Linked DNA regions of Homo sapiens: region 1 is linked to region 2. A link is an interaction called in ENCODE POLR2A ChIA-PET data of the cell type or tissue named here. Cell type or tissue: MCF 10A. All regions are shown on one strand. Each heading gives the region's core, and the rest is flanking DNA. Links, peaks and the distances in the headings are about the cores only. Region 1 has its middle 270 kb from the start of LINC02578. Region 2 has its middle 350 kb from the start of LINC02578.

Region 1 (11,198 bases), core at 1,296-9,295, 75 kb before region 2:
TTTGTGGATTCACAAATAAAAATGCAAAAATGAAAATGATTATATAGGAAGCTGAGCCTGATGTATCACTTTATGTATTTATTTGTTCATATTGATTCATTTCTTTATTCAAGAAAAAGCAATTAGAGTTCGTACCTGTATCAACTGAATCCAGTGCATGTGTTACCTACCCTTAGATAGAAAATCTTAAATCAGCATATGGGCAAGCAGGCACTCACGTCAGAGTTTGAAGGAAGAAAGGCCTTAGAATAGTTTAGCCATGCTAATAGAGTAACAATGGGCAAAAGGCATATTATAATATCATAGGGTTTTTTTCTAAGTGGGCTTTCTTGCTCCCATTTTACAGAAAAAAAAAAGAAGACTCTGAGGGAAGTTAAACAATTTGCCCAGAGTCTCATGGTTAGTATTCCACAGGAAGGATTTAAGATTGAATCTGTCCAGAAATTCCAAGTATATTACTGGAATGTGGCTACCTCCCAACATTAAAACAACTGCATTTATTGGGCTGCTTTATTGCCTATTTTTTATAGTTTCTCCTCTGCCTGAAATATATTTTCCATGCCTCATTGTAAATTCACATCCTTTGAGACTTGGTTCAAAGTCCGTCTTCTCTATAGAGCTTTACCTGAATCTTCTCAATGAACTTTAAAAAAGTAAAAGTTATTTTAAAAAAGGTAGCCTCTTCTACCTTTCAGCCCTCATGAAATTTTATCCCTACATTCCTTATAATTATCTCACTTTATACTCAGTACCACTGCTGATTATATAATTATTCTATAATTAATATTTCTGTCTCTCATCTGAGATAGAAAACTGTCATTTTGCTTTGCAAATCTCAATGTACATGGCAATTTATCAGGGCAGAGATTATGTAGTATTTGAGCAAGACCTTTGGGCTTGGTGTCAGAAGTACTGCAAGTTCCAGATTTCTCACTGCGTCGCAGCGTGCGCATCAGTGAATGTCTATGAGCCTCAGTTTTCTAATCCCTACCAAAAAAAAGATAAATAAAAATGTCTTTCATCATTTGTGTGAGCATAAAGTCAGTTAAGTTGGTTAAAATATGTTTTTATCAAATATTTATCAAAATATGTTTTTATCCTGCACTCTTATATGAAGGAGTGCACTATTGAAGGTAAATGTTTGGCTATTGCAAGAAAGAGACCCCAACATAAAAAGTTATCAAGAAAATGAAAATTTATTTATCTCGCATCTAGCATCATGAGGTAGCATTTCAGGTTGGGAATTGCTCTATTCCTTGAAGTAATATAGAGGCCTGGGTTGCTTGAAACTTCTTGCTATTTTATTATTGCTGTCCTTGTTTATACCTGTGGAGCGGGGTCACAGGCTCAACCATGTTCCAGCCAGCAGGAGAAGAAAGATGTGCAGTTATGATAGATTAGTTTTATATAAGTTCAGGGAGGCAGAAGTCACACACATAACTTCTGACTACAGTCACTTGGAAATAGCCTAGTTTCCATGGCCATCCCCAGCTGCAAGTCTCTAGTAAATGAAGTTTCTAGCTTAACAACTGCTATGGTATGAATGTCCCCTCCAAAATTCATGTTGAAATGTAATTGCCATTTTGATGATATTAAGAGGTGGGACCTTTGAGAGGTGATTAGGTCATGAAGGCTCTGTCCTCATGAATGGATTAGTGCTGTTATCATGAGAGTGAGTTAGTAATGACAGGAGTGGACTCCTGTCAGCTTCCACCCTTCCTCTTTCTGTCTTGTATTCTCACTTGCTGATATGGTGTGGCTCTGTGTCCCCACCCAAATCTCACGTTGAACTGTAATTCCCAATGCTGGGGAGGGACTTGGTGGGATGTGATTGAATCATGGGGGAAATCAAGATGTCACCCTTGCTGTTCTCATGATAGTGAGTGAGTTCTCATGAGATCTAGTTGTCTGAAAGTGTGTAGCACTTCTGCCTTCATGCTCTCTGTCTCTCTTCTGTCATGTGAAGATGTGCTTGCTTACTCTTCAACTTCCACCATGATTGTAAGTTTCCAAAGCCTCCCTAGCCATGCCTCCTGTAAATCCTGTAGAACTGTGAGTTAATTAAATTTCTTTTATTTGTAAACTACCTGGTCTAATGTAGTGTTTTATAGTAATGTGAGAACAAGCTAATACACTTGCCCTTTCACCGTGGGAGGATGCAGCCCAAAGGCATAGCTTATGTTGTCACCATGCTGTTGGACTTCCAGGCCTCTATTACCATAAGCCAGAAAAACTTCTGTTATTTAGAATTACCCAGTCTGTGGTATTCAGTTATAGCAGAAGAAAACGGACTAAGACAATGGCCATGGAACCATCTTGAACTTCATTATTGTAAAGAATGAGAGAATAAATTTTGGTAGAAAACTAGCACTTTCTGCCATAGGAAGTGATGACAAAATGAGATAGTATTATAATATAAACCTAATATAAAAACCTAATATAAACACCCATAATCACTGAGGCATGAACACTCAATGTAGGTCTGAAAGTTAGGTTTCATATGGGCAGAAGAATGTAGAAAATCTTTAGTAGTACAGTTCAATATGCATAATAAGGTTAAGTGATTTAGAGAGATGATCAGGTTATTTATATATGCTAATTGTGGGTGTCCATGAACAGATATTAAACTCTCAGGGAGCAAGCACAACTGTAGTTTATAGAATACAATCAGTGTTGATGATGCCACATCATTTCCAGTTGCCGCTTTTTTTTTTTTTTTAACACTTTTGTAATCTGCAAGAGACGAGATACTCACATGTTGCCTGATTTTATAGTTAGGTAATCAGTATGGCTATTACTCACATCACACTCATTACTGGGGATAAAATTTTTAAAATCACTTAAGTTAGACTCCAAGGAGAGCACCTCGATCAAAGGGTAGTGAGAGATAGTAACACATTATTATTGGAAGGCACACAATAGCCACCTACGGTTACAGGCAGGAGAATTGAAGAGACTACCTCCATGAGACACACTTTAAATCAATAAACAGGGATGTGGGCTTGATATAATGAAAACATGGGGAGTTCTTCCAATAAATCTTAGAAACATGATGAGATAAGCACAGAGAGAGGAGAACAGCTCCATACACTAGAGTGGTAACAGTTATTGTTATTTCTTGTTTATTTCCAGCGAAGAAATGTTTTTGGAAACTGCTAGATAAATTTTAATTATTAATGAAAGTAATAAAAATATTTATAAGAAAACAACTAGAAAGTAAATGAAGGAGCACACCAATGAATTAGCATTTAATTACTAAATATTGCAACAGACAGCTAAATGCAGGGCATCCGCTGTACAAGCAAATGGGGAAAGAGCCCTAGGACTTGAGTGTAAACTCTTCCAGAGATGGGTATTAGATACATGGGGCTAATTTGGAATTTGCTTCCTCAAATAACTAGGGGGCAAATTCTGCTTGTGTTAATTTTCTGGCAAATAAATATCTTTACACCTCAGTGTCAAAGCTGCACTCAAGGTAATTTATCAGTTAGAACTGCTTTTATCTCATAGTGACTTTTTGTTAATGTTTAAGAATCTTCTAATCGCTTACTCCATGACAATGGTTAAGTGACTTGCTCTCATTGAGCCTCTGGGCTTTTGTGCTACAAAATGAATAAAGAGAAGGTAGTGTAGGAAACGAGGTTGGGAATTGACTTGGTTACTTTCAAGTATATCAAGACCCTAGTATTTTGAGCCTACATTATCTTCAATCATGGATGTTTCAAATTGAATAAGTCAATTGGCTCTTAGAGGCTGGTTGAAAGAGCTGGTCCAATCCCCTGTTATGGAAGCTATCTGGGTTATCATGGGCATTTCAGATGTTGGTGACTTGGCGAATTCAGTTACCACTGGTATATAGTTGAGTTTTCCTGGGGCTATCTCTGAGAAGGGGATATTTGTTTTCATGGCACTGTAACAGTTAACAACTGCAGCTCCAGTATCAGCCAGCCTCTTTTAAAACTTGATACCGCGATTTTTTTATTTGAGTGTCTTTGGATAAGATATTAACATCTTCATGACTCAGTTTACTCATGCTTAAAATGAGATACTAGTGCTACTTATAGGAATCTTGTGAGGATATCAAGAAATGACTACCTAAAATGTTAGTGCATTGTTAGTCCTTAATAAGCACTAAGTAAATGCCTTTTGTGATCATTTCAATTCTCATGGAGAGTGATGCTAATTTGCAGATAACACAGCAGATAGATGAGGAGTTCACGTTTAGAAAATAAGGGAAGATGTCAATCTCAGGATTATTTTGTGAGCTTTAATAGGGTCCCTATACATACACTTTTCACTGGTGTCTTCCCAGCTCACTGTAACTCTACTTTCTTTGGAAACAGATGCCTTCTCCACCCATGGGACTGGGCCACTAGTATCCATGTTTATAGAGTTCTGCTCACGATCTCAGGACTTATTGGTCTATAGGATAACAATTAGACTCATGATAAGACAATTCAGTCTTTTGTCATTGGAATTTGGAATTAGGACTAGTAATCCCTTTATGATTACTCTCACAACATGAAAATTTGGGACCTGGGCTGTGGCCGTGTTTTTAAACATTCCAGCAAAAGACCTAAAAAGTCATTGGTCTAGATAAAAAAATTCAAACAGAAATGTAGTGATGAAATAAGGAAAAATAATCCTGGAGCCTTTCTAGGCTCTGCTTCAAACCCAGTGGTTTCTGAATCTGTATGTTTATTAGAATTACTTGGGTATCTTCTAAAAACTCTAAAGCCCAGATTGCACTATAGACTAATGAAATCACAAATTTTGAGGATGGGACACAGACATCAGTATTTTAAAATCTCTCTGAATAATTTCAATACACAGATATGTTTGGAATCCTTGTTCTAGTCCTTTCTGAGAGTCTATCTATAGAACTGCCCATAAGTTACAAAATCCATTCACATGTCTTTATAACAATATAAGCTGGGATTTAAGAATTATGTACTTTTACAAGACTAGGTACTAAATAGAGATGATATTGTACAAACTAGTATTTTAGATGGGGATTTAACCATTCATTCTTTATGCACACATTATTATTATAAGAAAACTTTATTTTTTTTAATTTTTTTATTTTTTCTTCTTTTTTTATTTTATTATTATTATACTTTAAGTTTTAGGGTACATGTGCACAATGTGCAGGTTAGTTACATATGTATACATGTGCCATGCTGGTGTGCTGCTTTAGAGTTGCATTCAAAGACATATAAAACATTGAAATATAGTATTTATAATGGATGAACAACAAATGAGGATAAACATTAGACTCTTGTAAACCACACATCTGGTAATAATGTTCCCTCATTTTTTTCCCTAAGTTTCGTGGTAGCCAAATAGAAAATGGCAACTAGTTTAGTCACGCCGTTGAATTTACATGTGAAAAAGTAAACTACATAGAAACATAAATGTTCTTTTACTCTTGGGGGTGTGTACTTGGGAGAAGAGAGTCAAGCAATTCCCCAAACCTACTCATTCATAAATGCCTGCCACATTAAATGTCTTCTAATCCCTAGGACTCCCTCTTAAGGTCAATATAGAGAGAATTCAAGATAAATTCTTTGTTGTTTTATCTGAGTACCCAACCACCTAGTCAATTCCAGCTCTTTTAAAGTTTCTTGGCTATTCAGTTAACTGTTTCTGCTTTAGACCCTCTGTGGACTTTTGAAATACATGATGAAAACCCTAGATATTCAAATGTCTAGTGTATAAATATATAATATATATATTTATGTATGATATATATAGCCCAGAATATAGTATACATATATAATACAGTATTATATATATAGTATACTATATAGCATATATAGTATAGTACATATGCTATACTATTTATATATACTGTATATATACACTCTATACACACTATATATATTCTATATTCTATATGAATGAATATATGTACTATATTTATTTTTAATAAAAATGAGTTTAAATGATTTATGGAAAAGGACCCAGTGTAGTGCCAGGAATATAATAAATTTTCTGCAAATATAACTTGCAGGTGAGAATAAAGACAGAAGTATAAGAGTAGTGAAGACACTCAGAACTTTCTAAGACAGCATTCTCCATGTCTGATGCAGATTTCATCAATATTGTCTGGAGGGTTCAAATATATATGTATTTGCAGAACATTTATTATATTCCTGGCACTACACTGGGTCCTTTTTCATAAATCATTTTAACTCATTTTTATTAAAAACCTTTACGTTAAGTATTATTTTCCCCATTTTACAGGAAAGGGAACTAAAGCTCAGGGATCTTGAAACCAAAATGAGTGTTTCAAGGTCACAAAAATATATGCCAGTTTTAAATAAAAATAAGACACGTTTTCTATTTAAAGAAAAAGATGAGATTTGGTTGTGTAGGAATTTTTGTAGCACAGAGTTGTGAATAACACAGAATAATACAGGACAGTCAATAGCTCATGCCTCAGTTTCTTCATTGTCAAATCAAAGATGGCACTGGTTTTAAACAAAGTTAGAAGACTTCAGGGAAACATGTCTTCCAGGTGCAAAATAAGATTAGCATGACAAGAAGCATAACAAATTGATCAAACTGCTGGTTAGACACCCAGAGTTCTCACAAAACATCATCTTGCAGCACTAAATGCCAATCAATGAGGATTAAGTGGATTGAATTTTCCTTGGAGAAACATGAGTTTTTAAAATGAAAAGGAAAAGTCTTGGATTAATAGCTACTAAGGGTTTTGCCGACACAATGCCAAAGAAACCAGTCATTTGATAAACTTACTTTTGAAAAGAAAAGCTTTGAGTTCAGAATCATGAAAGTAGTAAGTATAAAGTCTAGAAGGAACCTAATATGTGAAATATACTGATCACTAAACAAAATCCGCAATGTATCCAGGATACATTATAGCAAAAATTAATTAGATTATTTCCCTAAAATTTTCAATATGTGGAAAGCTCTCTAAGGGGGAATAGAAAGAAAACACATACACATACACATAGATACACAAAATTCTGATGGGAGGAGGAAAACCCCCATTTTATTATAATTCAAGACTAGTATATTGTACTCAGTCACTCTCAGGACATTAAATTTAGAAAGGTGGACCCCACAAGGGCAAAGTTAAGTCAATTGATGAGGCCAATTGAATTACACCAATATGGCCTTGATTATCTTTATCACACAGTGTCTGACCATAGGCCTTACAAGTTATTATCAGGTATTGAGAGGGGCCTGTATGTCCCCTTGGGAAACACCTAACATGAACCAATAAAAGCAATTCCAGCTAACAGAGATGCAGTGTGATAGAATCAACCAGACACTAGATGAGGCCGTTTAATGTAGTACTTGTGCCTGTAGCTGCATTTTCTATCCTGGCTCCTTAGTTTGGAGTCCCGTTTTTCTTTGTCACTTCCTGATCTGAAATGTTGGCTTCTCCTTGTTTTGAAATGATAGCTTCAACCTGCCGCTATCAACACCTGGCTTTTCTGATCATGGTCTGCAGCTTCCGTCAAATGTTTCTTTCTGGTCCTGACCCTGAGTGTCCCCACTTTAATTTTAATTAGGTTTTATTCTCAATAACAGATTAAGATACTCTATTAAAATACTCCAGATTAAGATCACTCTGCAAAATATACATATATTGTTTTTTACTTCTCAGGGCTCTTAGGTGGGAGAGAGGTACTCTGGGGACACCAACATGAGTTAGGTTAGCATATTTTCTGTGCTCATGAAATTTACAGCTATAAGAAAGACAGACAATAAAACAATCCCTTTCTATGAATGTATTAAGCAATCTGGTAGGAACAGTACAAAAACGTGCCCTGAACATGCTCCACCGGAGTCAGGGGAGGCCTCTTGAGGGAGGTGAAGTTGAATCTATGAATAGAGGAAAGAGGGAGGCAGAGACAGCAGAAATAAGTGTTCAAGTAGTGAAAGCAGCACATATTCAGGCCTGGAGATAAAGAAGAATCAATGTCTTAAAGGTGGAGAAGAAAACTCTGAGTGACTTGGGAAAAGATTCAATCAGAGATGTGGCTGAGAAGGATGCTAGAGGTGTGGGCAGGCGGGAGATGTGCAAGAGCTTTGAAATCCATGAAAGGAAGTTAGACTTGATTATGTGTGCAAGAAGGGCCCATTAAAGGGTTTTTAGTGGGTCAAGTAAGATGGTGAGAAAACTTATTCGAAAATTTATTCTTGTGGTATATAAGAATAAAAGACTTTCTGTTTTCCTGTCCTGCAACTGGCAATATTAAAGCAAATCCAAACAAATATCATTGTGGGAAGGGCTGGTCTCCGCTGAGGGCTGGCCCACTGGGTCTCCTACTTGGGTACCATTAAAGAACAGTAGATCTGGACCCAGTACACCTTTTACATCATCATTCTAGTGCCAAGACTGAGAAGACCAAGTAAATGGTATCTCTGAACAATAATAATCCCTAAGTGAGATATGCCATCCCTTACATAAGCAAGCAAGAAAAGACTGAGACAGGAACCAAAAAACAGACATTTTATATATCATGCCAAAGACCGCTGAGGGTAAGTAAAAATCTGAGAAATGCCATCCATCATCCATCCAGGCAATTGTCTGCTCTGACAGCTTATGCAGGGAGCAAGGACATATTGCTGGAGAGCTTGGAGGAAGGGGGAGAATTCTGTGCCTCTGTGTCCTTAAAGGTGAGCTTTAGACTGGCAACATCATTCAATTTCTCTTCTGCAAGGGTCTATTCATGTAATGGTCATGCAAGAGTTTCTTAACTGATTTGCATTTTTAATTTACATTTAAAATAGTAAGAAATCTAGCATAAAGTAGTCCAGTAGATTTCAAACTAGAATTTATAGATCTCGTGCTTCAGGGAATGTGCTTCAGTGCCAGGTCCCTACAACCTGCTTCAGTAAGAACAATCCATTATTTCAGTTTACATATTGAGATTAAGTAACATATTTCTGAAATAAACATATCCACTGTTTGGAAAAAATGCTAGAAAAAGATTTTGTGTATCGAAAGAGAATCAGGAGATTTGAGATTGATGAGCTGTTTGATCTTTGGCATATCCCTTCTTCTTTCTGAGCCATCTCCTCAGCAAAACATCGAGGAGCCAAAGTAAATAAACTTTATGGTTTCTTTTAGATTAAAAATTTTGACATATATATCAAATTTTGAGATATATAAATTAAAATTATATATTTACATCTATCTATCTATCATCTCTCTATCTATATATATATATATATAGAGAGAGAGAGAGAGAGAGAGAGAAAGAGAAAGAGAGAGAGAGAAAGCCAAAGGAATGCAAAGTAAAATTATTTACCTTCCTGGAAAAAAAATCTGATCTTATTCTGTACTTCTGAAACATCCTTTTGTTTTAAGCTTATTTCAATCCATAGAATCTGCCTTTAATTTACAATATAATTTTCTTTATTCCAAAATATGTAATTACATTCACATTTTCATGTGGGGGTTCTTAAAATAAGATGAAATTGTGAACTTACTCCTCAGAACTACCCACATATATATTCAGATTTGTGTGCAACTTAAGACCCCAGTAAAAACCTTCACGCAAATGTCTTAATAGGACTTATTCTAACTCAATTTATCAGTGCATTTATTCATCAAATGTTTGTAGGCTATCAATTATTGGCCACATAATTGATAGTCTAGGTTCTAAGAATTTAAAATAAAAAGACACAATTATCTTTATAAAATTGTGTGTTTTATTATTGTAGTTGTTCACAGCCCAGAGAAAGAGACAAATCTGTAAACAAGTCAAAAGCCCAGTGGTGGCAGATATTGTGACATAGAGATCAAAGAAGGAAACTGACATATCCAAAGTCACAAAGCTAATAACTTGCAGACCTGGGTTTCCACGTCTGTTGGGACTTTGCTCAATGTATTTTTTTTTTTTTCACCTAAAGTCACAAAAGCTGCTAACATTTGAGTTCTACTTCTTTCCCTCTAAAGGACATTGGAGGTTTTAGAAGACGTTTGATAGTCCTTGACTAGGAGGATTAAGACACTAAATTGCACTGACATGGTCCATAAATCACCAAATGAGTCAGATCCAGACAGTGGCTCAGTAGGAACAGGACACATCAAGAGTGATAGCCATCAAGATTGTGTTGGAGAATTGCAGGCTATATACAGGGTCCAGGCCAAGCATGGGAGATGCTTCCTCCTTCTTTGCACATTGCCCAGGAAGAAAGAGGGAGGAAGGCATTTCTTCTTTAAATCATGATGAGGACTGTTACAAAACTGGTCTACTTCTGGAGTCAGAGTCCCTTGTTTCAAATGCAGACTTTGCAATTCATTTTGTGACCTTGGACCCCTGACTTCATCTTTTTTAGATCCACTTTGTAGGGTGAGCCTACAGATCGAATGAAATAACAGGTGAGGTTTTTAGCTTGGCACTTACTAGAGTAACTGTTCAGAAGTTGTGAAGCGCATATAATTATATTTGGTGTCTTTTTAATCTCATCTTGGTTTGGCCCATTTTAGTTTATAATATTTTGCGCTGAGGGTGGGAGAAATTCACACCAAAGGTATTTAATCACTTACATTGTTAAAGCACACCAAATTTATTAATAGTCAGATGTGTTATTATATTTAAATTCTCCACAGATGACACATCACCTTATTGCCTGTACTTGGGGCAACTACTTCCACCACCATCACCCCCCCTGGACTAACCACCGAAACCTTCTTTCATCATCATTAGTTCACTTGCTTTTCACACCAATCTTGCTAGTTAGGTAGTGGTATTCACTTTTTTAAATGTTAAAACTGAGGCATGGAGAGATAAGTAATGATAATAATATTAATCATCATCATAATAGCTATTATTTAATAGTATTTACTAATATGTTCAACATAGCACAAATTACTGAAAATGCATTTTGATAATGACTCCCATCTAAACTCTGTGATGGAAATTGCTTGTTCCCCTGCCTCAGACAAAGAAACTTAAATTCCAAGAGATTAGTTACCTTGCTAATAAGGGTGAAACTAGAATAAAGTTGTAAGTCTATCTGGAGTTCTAGCCTCACAATGCTGAGAAATTTTTCTCCAGGTTACAGAGTTGAGATAGTAACCTGGTGACAATGCCACATTTTGAGTCCGGGTTTCTCCACTCTTTCTGCTTTGACATCCCAGAATTCTTGAGGCATATTAGTTTGCTAGGGCTCCTGTAACAAACTACCAAAGGCTGAGTGGCTTAAACAGC
Region 2 (11,198 bases), core at 2,116-10,115:
TTATGATAAGTGATCATAAGGCACATGAGAACTGTATTATAAGGAGTGTAGGATGGTTAAGTAGATTTCTGCTGTTTTGAGTGTCTTATATATTACTTACAGTGGTACAATGGTAACTTTAAGCTGAATCTTAAAACTTTAAAAAGGAAAATTTTAAATAAAAATTTAAGAATATATATTGTATATCCTTAAATTGTATATTCTCTAGCACAACGCACTAGTTTTCTAATGATGCTGCTGCAACAAAGTACCACAACCTGGTGGCTTAACAGCAGAATTTTATTGTCTCACAATTCTGGAGGCTAGAAGTCAGAAATCAGGGTAGGAGAAGACTCTTTCCTTTCCTCCTCCAGCTTCTGCTGGCCTCAGGCATTCCTTGGCTTCAGATGGCTTTCTCCCTGTCTTTGGATCATCTTTCCTCTGTGCATGTCTCTCTCTATATCCAAATTCCTCATCTGCTTTTTTTTTTTCCACAGGGACATCAATCAAAATGTCTTATGGATCACCCTAATGACCTCATCATAACTCGATCATCTGCAAGGACCTTATTACCAAATAAGGTTACATTCATAAGTACTTGGGATTAGAACGTCAACATCTTTTGAGGAGACACAATTCAACACATGAAAAACAACTAGTAAAAAACATAATGGAAAGGGGTGTACATCAATGCCAATATATTATTTAAACCATGGAATGTTAGGAGCTTTCTCACACACATATCCTAAATAATACGGAGTTACCACTATCATCTCCAGTTTACTAATGTAAACCCTGGGGTTTTGGCAAATGAAATAGCCTGCTCAAAGTCCCACATCTAGTAGAGGGTTCATGTTTTTTGTGATTTCAGAACACACATTTCAATCATTACATTGCATTCTTTAGCCTCACCAAGATTATGTGCAGATATCTCAAGGTCACAGCCCTGGCTACGGCTGTGCAGGGGTTTAGATCCTCAAGCCAGAGATCTTTTCACAATAGCAGTTGGCCTCCTCTGTCTCTCTCAGTTTGCAGAGACCTGTAACAATAGATGTCCGTAGGGAACACTTGCTTAATGAAGTTGATTAATTTTTCAAAGGAGGTGACAGTCACCATGCATATAATTCACTTAGACTTCTAGTAGACTTTTGATACAATGCACGTCAAAGGTTAATCCATAAGGTTAATGTAGAGGGAATTGGTGGAGAAATAGTCAATTGGATAAACATTTTACAATGGGTTTAGTAATAGAGGGCAAAAGGTCTTATGGAAAGTGGCCTTGGCTCAGGTCAAAAAGATTAATCAATGCCAAGCTTAATCTACCTCATGCGTCAGTTACCTAGGAATGTTAAAAATCTGCTCTGTTCTGGAAAAAAAAAATTTTGTTGGTGACAAACAACAGACCAAAGAAATCTCAGAAAATCACATGGAAGTTGGATCATTAAGAAAAAGCAGGACAATTAGCAATTAATCTGTAGTTAATTGACAGATATTTATTCATACAACAAACACACATCTCAGTTTGCCTGTGATAGTACTAGTTTATGGAAGTTGCTCTGACGTAATTATAATTAGAAACCCCTTTAACCCTGATTTTAACAATAAATTACATAGTCACCCTATTTGTTGAGCATTCTCTCTGCACCAGAAATGGTGTAAAATATTTGCTGAGGCTTTGAAAATGAAAAAACATATATTATTTGTCAGTAACCATAGCATACTGTCATACAATGAGCTAGAAATCAAGAGACTGGACACTTTATTATTGGATATATCTCGTCACCTCTCCTGGTGACAGGTTTGTCCTTTATCAAATGAATGGGTGGAATTAAATCATAACTAAAGCCCTACTGCTATCTTTTCATGACATTCTACATCTTCTCTGTTCCCCTCAAATGCCTTACACATTGTCAGTCTGAGATTTTTTCATGCTAACAACCTTTCTTCTTTTCCCCATTCAAATTATGTGCTCTTGGAGTTGGTACTTACATTCCATTTCATCCATGAAAACTTTCCTTTCTTCAGTATCTTCTTTGAAGTCGAAGTGTATTCAGAAATGTATCTCACATTCTTTACTTGAGGTACCAGGAATGAGCCGCAGCCAAAAGATTTGAGCTCTAATTACCCTTAATCTCTAATCTTTGAGTGAATTAATGAATTTTTCTGGGGAAAAGGCTTACCACCCAGCCCAAGGATGAGAATATTGTTTAAATAAAAACAACTAACTAAAATTATCAAGTTCTTATATGAAAAACTCTTGCTGCACATATTACAGATATCTTCTTTGTTCTTACAATAAAGCCTATGATATACAGGGTAGTTTGAATCCTTTTTTTAACATACTAGAAAACTGAGGCTCAAAGGTATTCCATAATGTAATCAAGATTTCTTAATTATTAATAAGTACAAAACCAGATTTTAAATAGGAGCCCCTTCTCTAAACCATGATACTGTATTAATATTACATGGCCCTGCTTTTTTAAAAGGAGTCCCATTTCCTCTCATGGGAAGGGATATCTATGATGACCTGTGGAACAAATGACCCTCCGTATCTTACAGTGTGTTCATCAAATACAACTATTTATTTCTCTGACATTTTTTCTAAACTTTATAAGAAGAGAAGATGAAACAAATGTGAAATATAGAATGAGAACCCATGATGATCCTTAGGCAATGTGTCAGGAATAAAAACTTATCTGTGACATATGAAGATCCTTTTATAACAGCCCTTCTGAAATTACGTTTCAGGAGGCCTGATTCCTAATTTTGGCTCTCTATTTAATTTATGTATTTCCTAGAACTTGACTCTTCTCTTTGTCATGCAGGCCCAATTTCTGAATGCTTAACTGTAGGATATAGTCCAGAGAATCTCTAAGTGTCCTTGCAGCTCTGAAGATCTAGATTTCTGTGATCATACACTTTGTTTCTGCTGAGAGTAGAGGGGAGAATCTTTAACAAATAAAATAAATCATTCAATGATTATCAGAAAAATGTCCTTTTTCCTTTCCTGTTATAAGAATATTTCCATTCATTTCTGATGGAATACCCACACTTGGGGCACATGTGCCTGTAGCAATAATCTCTGACTTATGACCCCTATTGGGTTGGGGATCCTGATTTTGTTTTATTTTGTTTTTTAAATTTTCCTTCTCAATGTACATCCACTATTCATGAAAGAACATGATTTCTACTTGAAAGAATAACTAACGGAGAGTGGAAAAGAGGACAGATAGTCTGTGGTCTTGCCTGTTGTGGGAGAATCAGATGTCAATGGAAATATATGATGTTTCTTAGAGATTCAGACTCTTGTGACCATGGAAAAATTAGCCCATAAGACAAATTACAAATCAAATAAAGACAGGACTATGAGAAATATTAGGGGTATGCGTGCCCCCTTTTGTAATAGATAATTTTCCTTTGTGACTCATCATGTAGTCACTACACTTAAGCATGAAAGTCACCAATGGTGGATAAGGGACATTAGATGCTTGAGAATTATTGATTATAGAAATCTTCTTTTGTGGCTCTTATATAATTCCTCATTAATTTTCATTTAAAAAAGAAGATATATTGTTTTGTATCAGATTTATATGATTCAAGACTCATCTTCTGATACTCATTGTGATGGTTACTTATACATGTCAACTTGACTGAGCTAAGCAATGCTCAGAAAGCTGACAAAACATTATGTCTGGGTGTGTCTATGAGAGTGTTTCTGGAAGAGATTAGCATTTGAATCAGGAGACTGAGCAAAGAAGATCTGTCCTTACCTGCGTGAGTGGGCATCATCCAATCCCTTCAGGGCCAAGATAGAACAAAAAGTTAAAGGAAGAGTGAATTTTCGGTATCTGTTTTCTTGAGGCATGACACCCATCCTCTTCTGCCCTTCTGGATTTTGGACTTTTGAACTTCAGGACTTACACTATTGGCTTCCTTGGTTCTTAGTCATTCAGACTTGGACTGAATTACACTGCTAGCTTTCTTACTATCTATCTGTCTCTCTATCATTTATCTATCTATCTCTATCTATCTATCTATCTATCTATCTATCTATCTATCTATCTATCTATCTATCTGTCATCTATCTATCTATCATCTCCTATTGGTTCTGTTTCTCTGGAGAACCTTCACTAATACACTCTTCTAGTTCCCTCTTTACTTGAGCTACTAGGAAACTCAGTGCTGAGTTTTAAATTCCCCTTTTATGCCCTATCTTAGCTAATTTAGCAGCCTAAATGAAAAAAAAATCCAAATTGTGGTAGCTTAGTGGACTAAACAAGTTAAGGCTTATCTGTTACAAGATGTCAGAAAGTAGGCTGTCCAAAACTGGCATGGGAGAGCCACAAAGTCCTCAGTAATTCTACTTCCTGCAGCTCACTGCCCTTAATCCCTCGTCATTAAGACCAAGAAAACTGCTAGAGTTTAAATGACAATTTTGTGGGTTCATATTAGGTGTATATATTTATGGGATGCATGAGATGTTTTGATGCAGGTAGGTAATGTGAAAGAAACATATCATGGAAAATGGGGTATCCATCCCCTCAAGCATTTATCCTTTGAGTTACAAACAAACCAATTACATTACTTTTTTCATGATATTTGTGTTTCAGGAGGCAATAATAAGAAAGTGTAAAATGGATGTTGTAGTAGATAACTGGAAGTCTCCATCATGGGAAGTTTTGAAGTTATCTTTAAAGTTATTACACACACACACACACACACACACACACACACACACACACAGTGACATGGTAAACTTTGCCTTCTCTCCTTTTCCCGCCTTCGTTCCCAAATGGATTTAATGACTTGAAGTGTGCTCAATTTATTTCTAAGTTCAGAGTATGGGAGAGTCTAAGAACTGAAATAAATAACATCATTGAGAATGTTGGTACATACAAATGAGTGAGAATCAGTTTTCTGAGTTGTTTCTTGGCTTTCCTATTGCAGAAGCACATAAAGATTTTAGCAGGTGCCATCAGTGGGTTTTTTTATTCCGTCATATCCCCCACTGGAGAGAGTTGTGTGTTCCATCCCATCTTCTTACCTTCCTACTTAATATGACCTATAGTAAAGAATATAGTTGTTACATGCAATTAATTGTACTGGGAAACATTGAACTCAAATATTCTTTTATTTTTTAATGTAAAGAAAATAAGGCCAAGAGACATGAGGTGATATGTCAAATGTCATGAAATAAGTTAAAGGCAGGTATCAACCTATACATTAGCATAAGAATAACGGGTAAGAGACCTACCTGCTAGACCCTGTAATCTGAGGACAATTTTGTTTCTTCCACTTACTAGCTGTATGTTTTTTGGCAAACTATTTAAGTTCTTTCTGTCTCTATTTTCTCCTCTCTGAGATCTGAATTAAAATAGTACTAATTTCAAAAATTTTGTGAAAATTAAATGAGATGATGTGTGCAAAATGTTTAACACTATGTTTGGCCTATAATTAGTGCTTAAAATGTTTTAGCTAAAAATTAAGAAATGATAGAGGCTAGTAAACAATTTGTCAATAGATAAATAAATAGTATGTATAAGATGGGCTTTGCCATGAGTTTAGAGAAGATAGCAATCTCTATGGGCCTGGGTGATGTGAGGAAGCTTTTGCAGAGAGAAGCCCGCAGGATTTCTCTAGCCAAGCATGCTTACTTCGTAATATTTAAAAAAAACCTGCTGTCCAAGCTGTTAGCTGGAATTGAAAGATAGAGGGATGGTTAGAGGGCCTATTTAGTAAGAGCAGAAAAATGCACTGGGAGTGAATCATTTGTCTGGACATAGAAGGCTGAGTCAGTGAGGACGGACTGTCACGTAGGCAGGTTGAGCTAAAGCCAAAAACACTGGGCAATGATTGCTCTGAGGGACAACTTCCAGCCAAGCATTGACACTCCCTCTATGCCCCCAACTAGTCCCAAGTTCAGAGTTTCTCCCATGATCCCTCAGTCAGAATTGCAGGGAGGGCAGGACACCCTGGCAAAAGTAGAAAAATGCCAGCTTGCTGTCCGCTACATTTCTGATGGCATCCTGAAGTTAATTTTTGTCCAAAGAGTCCCATAAGGTAAAGGGAAAAATATTGATTCAATATGAGAAACTGCTAAAACTCCTGAGTCTTTAAATGACAGAGAAGCCTCTCCTTGGAAGCAGTGAGTTCTTCAAAGCTATAGGGTTTCAAGCAGCAGACACTGTACAGGTACACCCAAGATAAACTGTAGAGACAATTTTTTCATTAAGAACAAGGCCTATTTTGATGACTTTCAACTCAAAAAGTTCATCACTTTATACTTTGAGTTGAATTAAAAACCATAATTAAACATTTGCTTTCCTAGCTGAAAAATGTAGACTGCACCTAAGCCAAGGTAAAAAGTAGTAACAATCATAAGCTATCAATCAATAGTAAGTACCCACCCTGTAATAAACAGTGATCTAAATATTGTAGAAAATAGAGAGTTGCATTGTACAGAGCCACTATCTTCACACAGTAACTTTAAGCACTAAGGCTGAGTGGAGAAAAATATTTTCACATTATTAGAATATTCATTATTTCTTTCCATCTGAAGGCAAAATATTCATTGGCAACTCCATTCCAGGCTAGAAATACAGGGATGTTCCAATCTCTAGGGATACAACAATAAATAAATTCAGGCATCTGTCTCCAGAAGGAAGGATAGCCACTACAGATTTGGGAGGTCAAGAACCGTTTCTTGGCCAGGTGCTGTTGCTCATGCCTGCTATCCCAGCACATTGGGAGGCCAAGACAAGAGACTCGCTCAAGCCCAGGAGTTCGAGACCAGCTTGGGCAACATAGTGAAACCCTGTAGTCCCTGCTACTCCAGGAGCCGAGGTGGGAGGATTGCTTGAGCCTGGGAGAGCAAGGCTGCAGTGAGCCAAGATTGCATTCCTGCATTCCAGCCTGGGTGGCAGAGCGAGACCCTATCTCAACAACAAAACAACAAAAACCAAAACAAACACACAAACAGACAAACAAAATCTTTTCCTTGAAAGATATATACATTCAAATGAGAAGAATAGGAGCAGAAGGGGACCTTTTCATATTCAGTTCATGTTGTGGTCAAAAAGGGCGGAAAAGAATGTCTAGTGTCTGTAAAAATCTGCAGGAAGTTCAAATCTTGGCAAAGTGAGGGAGAAGACGGGATAAGGTTAAAGACGTAGGAAGTTTGTATTGTGATATTTAATAGATGCTATGGATGTCAAACCCAGATTCCTGTTGCCTGGCTGGTGCACCAGTTCTCCAGATGCTGTAAGTGTCGGATGCTAATGGCTCACGGTTTACTCCCCTCAGCCAACAGGAGTCACTCTGCTGGAAGAAACATAGGCATTTACATCTCCCCACAGGGTGCCTGAAGACAAAGACTGATATAAATTGAGATTAAAAGGCTAACACCCTAACCACAATGTGAAACCAGCCCTGAGACACAATTCATACTCCTGAGATTCCCTGGGATTGGGTTCGAAGTTAGACTTCAGCTGCAAAGACACCTTTGTTTGGAGGCATCCCATGCCCTTTTCTTCTCCTACTCCTTTAAAGATTTCTTCTGTATGATATCTCCCTCAATAAGCAACTTATCATCAATCCCCAACTCAAACTCTGCTTCTAGGAAGCTCAACCTAAGGCACTATTGACTCAAATTTTGTTCATTTTCTTTCTCCAATCCAGTTATTTTCCACATCCCTAAACATTAATTTGTATGATCTGATTGGAATAAGACACTATTCATCTAGGCCTCATTGAGTTAAATGTACACATCATAATGTCCTCGCTATGCAGACAAAAAAAAAAAACTTATTTGATTTGGTTGTATCTGTCTACCTTAAAGAAAAATAAAATAGATGCTCATTGTCTGAATAACATATATATTGAAATCTTTCCTTTAAATATTCTCGGCTTGCAAAGTTCTTATGGCCACTCATTTCAACAAATAGTACATCTTATTATCTTAGTCACCACCTCTTCTCTTGCACATTGGCTACTGGGCACAGTAATCCTATTCCTATTAAACAGATGAGGAAACTGGGAATACTTAGAGGTTAACAGTTTTGCAACAGTCATAGAACCAGACCTATAATCAGTCTCCTGATTCTCCACCCAGTGAAGCTTTCACTACCCCAGTGTAGAGAAAATGCTAAGGGTCCATGGATGCCACTTGTTGTTTGCTCGTTTCTTTCCTGTTTCTATTTTTTTCCTCATGTGTTTCCAATGAGAGAGCATTTTGATCCCTATTTGGCATTCCAGCAAATCATTTTCCAGAAAAATCCCAGATCCAGAGATTTGTCCATCCCAAAGGCGTCATGGAAAGACCAAAGTGGCAGGACAAATCCAGAAGCCTGATTTCCATGGGCAGTTATCACAATTCTTTTGTAACAGGGTTATTGCATATGCGTTAACACGTATGTTGGCTCATGGTAACGTGAAAAGCTGGAAAGCTGAGCTGAAGCAGAAGAATGGAGGAATTGTTCTAAGGAGTACAGTTACAGAGCCTCAAAAATCTAGATCCAAGCTAACTCTTCTGGCTCCCTAGTCAGCATTGATTGAATGTGTTTGCATGTCTAGCAGAATGTGTGGAGCTAGGACAATAACAGAAAATGTGTATTACATATTTATTCTAATATTACAAATTGACTCTGAAGCACAGTGCTGGGCACATAGCACGCTATAAATGTTTATTCACTAAATGTTTGAATTTTACCATATATTTTAAGACCAACTCATCTGTCAAGCAAGGTGGAAGATGTAGTTATCTAAAATAAATAAATTATTTTTCAGTGATATACAATTGCAGGGATAGGAAATGTCCCTTTAAGGACAAAGTGTGCCTGAAGGATAAAAAACTTTAGGAAGACCTGGCTTAATTGTATGCTGTGCAAATAATTAGGTGTGTTGAACTGGCAAGTGACTTAACTTTTCTGGTTTCCGGTTTCCCTGAATATAAAATAAGGGGTCAAGCCAGGTGATTGAGTACCATGGCTCCTTGAAATTTTAATATTTTCTGAATTGTACTAAAGTTTCTACACTATGTAGAAGTTTCCCCAGCCCTAAAAAGAACGCTGAGGTTTGGCTTCCATTGAAACATCTTCTAAAGGAAGTGTGCATTTCCCCTACATATAGAATTTGGTGACAGGCAGGTTGCCTAAAAAGATATTTTCACTGCAATTAGTTTTCTTTACTCCCTGACAGAGGGTTTCAGAGCCCAGAGGCAACTTTCACCAGGATAAAAATACTCTGCACTGTCAGTAGAAGATATTCTTACATAACATGCACTGATTTCTTTCCCCCATTTTGCAAGTGCTCAGAGGAATGGTAGGGTTTGCTGACATCTTCAAGCAGGTCAACACGCATTAAGGCTTTACTCCCTTGTCTGATATAAGCAGAACATTGCTTATTTAAACTATTCTCTGAGTAAGTTGCTGAAGAGAACTTTAGGTCAAGGGTAAAGATTATTTTCACTTTTATTTATAGGCGTTCTTTCTTTTTAAAATAATGTTGGAAAAATAATGAAAGCATTTTACTACAACAGTGGTTCTCAACTGGAGGTAATTTTTCCTCTCCCAGGGGATATTTGGCACAGTCTGGGAATATTTTTGTTTGTCACAACTGGGGAAGTGTTACTGGAGTCTAGAATATAGAAGCCAGCAAACATTCTATAACAGGCAAGATGCCCCTTGCCCCTACCAAAGAAATAATCTGGCTCTATTTGAGAAAAACTTGCATTAAAATTTCAAAAAACATACATTCTAATATAGCAGGTGATTTTATCTTCTTGTTCAAATGTGAATTACATAATTATAATTATGTTTTACATGTAATTTAGCATTTTCTTCCTTTTGTTTGTATCACATTATAAATATTTCCACATTTATGATTTCATCTTCCTAATTATTATTTTAATGGCTGCTTAAGAATCCATTGGGTCAATCTGCCATATCATGGAATCCCATTTTCCTATTGTTGATTATTTAGGGTGTTTCCAACATATCCCTTTATTTTGAATGATTTATTATGATAACTTTTCAGGGATGTAAATTACTGTGTCATTGACATGATTATGTTTCAGGCTTCAGCTTCCCAAAATTTTTTCACAGTTAAATATTAAAAATTAAAATATCTTTTCAGTAATTTGATCAAGGTTACTTAAAAGTTTATGGCAATGACATGAATCAAATTTAGATATTTAGATCTTGCATGTCTCATAAAAAAATGCAATTTGGAAAGTCAAAGCTAAGCATCCTAAATTATTTACTTTTTTGATCTCTATAAATATGTTTATTTTCTTTTTCTTTTTCTTTTTCTTTTTTTTTTTTTTTTTTTTTTGAGACAGGGTTTTACTCTTGTTGCCCAGGCTGGAGTGCAATGGTAAGATCTCAGCTCACCGCAACCTCCGCCTCCTGGGATCAAGCGATTCTCCTGCCTCAGCCTCCCAAGTAGCTGGGATTACAGGCATGTGCCACCACGCCTGGCCAATTTTGTATTTTTAGTTGAGATGGGGTTTCTCCATGTTGGCCAGGCTGGTCTTGAACTCCTGACCTCAGGTGATCTACCCGCCTCGGTCTCCCAAAGTGTGGGATTACAGGCGTGAGCCACCTCTCCTGGCCTATTTTCTAGATAAAACTCAAGTCCCTTGTTTCCATTCCCTAATAAAAAAAAAAAGTGTATTACAAAGTTCAGTGAAGATTCAGAACTGAGCACAGTAATGCATGAAACATTTCACATGTCTCTACAGTTGTGCTCCAAATCTTCATGGAAAGAAAAAAATGCGAAATGGAGATCACCCTGCTGTCCCATGTGGCACATAAATAATGGGTGATCTATTTAAAAAAAATCTCTTTTCCAATGAATGGTCCTTTTTATTTTCCAAAAAATAACCTTTAAAATATTCTAACACTGTATTATTCTACGTTTTCTGGTCCCATTCTGACCTCTTCCATCTGAGCTATACTAGCGTAAAGACCAACACAGAGTAAATTGTCCCGTTCACCTTGAATTGTATTTTTCTCCTTGATTAGGAAAAGAGTCAAATAAGTAGTTATTTGAGAAATGCTTGAATAGACAAAGTTAGTCAAGGCTGGGGAAGAATTGAAAAGGTAAATAATCAACCACCAGAAAGATTGTGGAGGGTGGCTCTTTGTCCTCCTTGTGTCGTAAGTAGGAGTTGATAGTATGAGCGATGTAAGAGAAATGAGTTGTCAAGTGGAAGGGAAGTG

Evidence for each region. ChIA-PET counts read pairs that join two places held together with the same protein. Peaks named below come from ENCODE experiments on the same cell type or tissue, not always from the same donor. Only the 100,000 strongest peaks of a DNase experiment are listed, where the experiment ranks them.
Region 1: POLR2A ChIA-PET joins it to region 2 with 5 read pairs; 2 of 35 experiments call an interaction of 5 or more read pairs at or near these places.

The regions. Positions count from the first base shown.
Region 1 is chr9:118,400,619-118,411,816 of GRCh38, reverse strand. No RefSeq gene overlaps it. Among named protein-coding and RNA genes, the nearest start is that of LINC02578, 270 kb to the left of the region's middle. In MCF 10A, for the core only: no CTCF peak of the experiment used is centred there; no DNase peak of the experiment used is centred there.
Region 2 is chr9:118,326,432-118,337,629 of GRCh38, reverse strand. No RefSeq gene overlaps it. Among named protein-coding and RNA genes, the nearest start is that of LINC02578, 350 kb to the left of the region's middle. In MCF 10A, for the core only: no CTCF peak of the experiment used is centred there; a DNase peak (open chromatin) is centred at 5,749.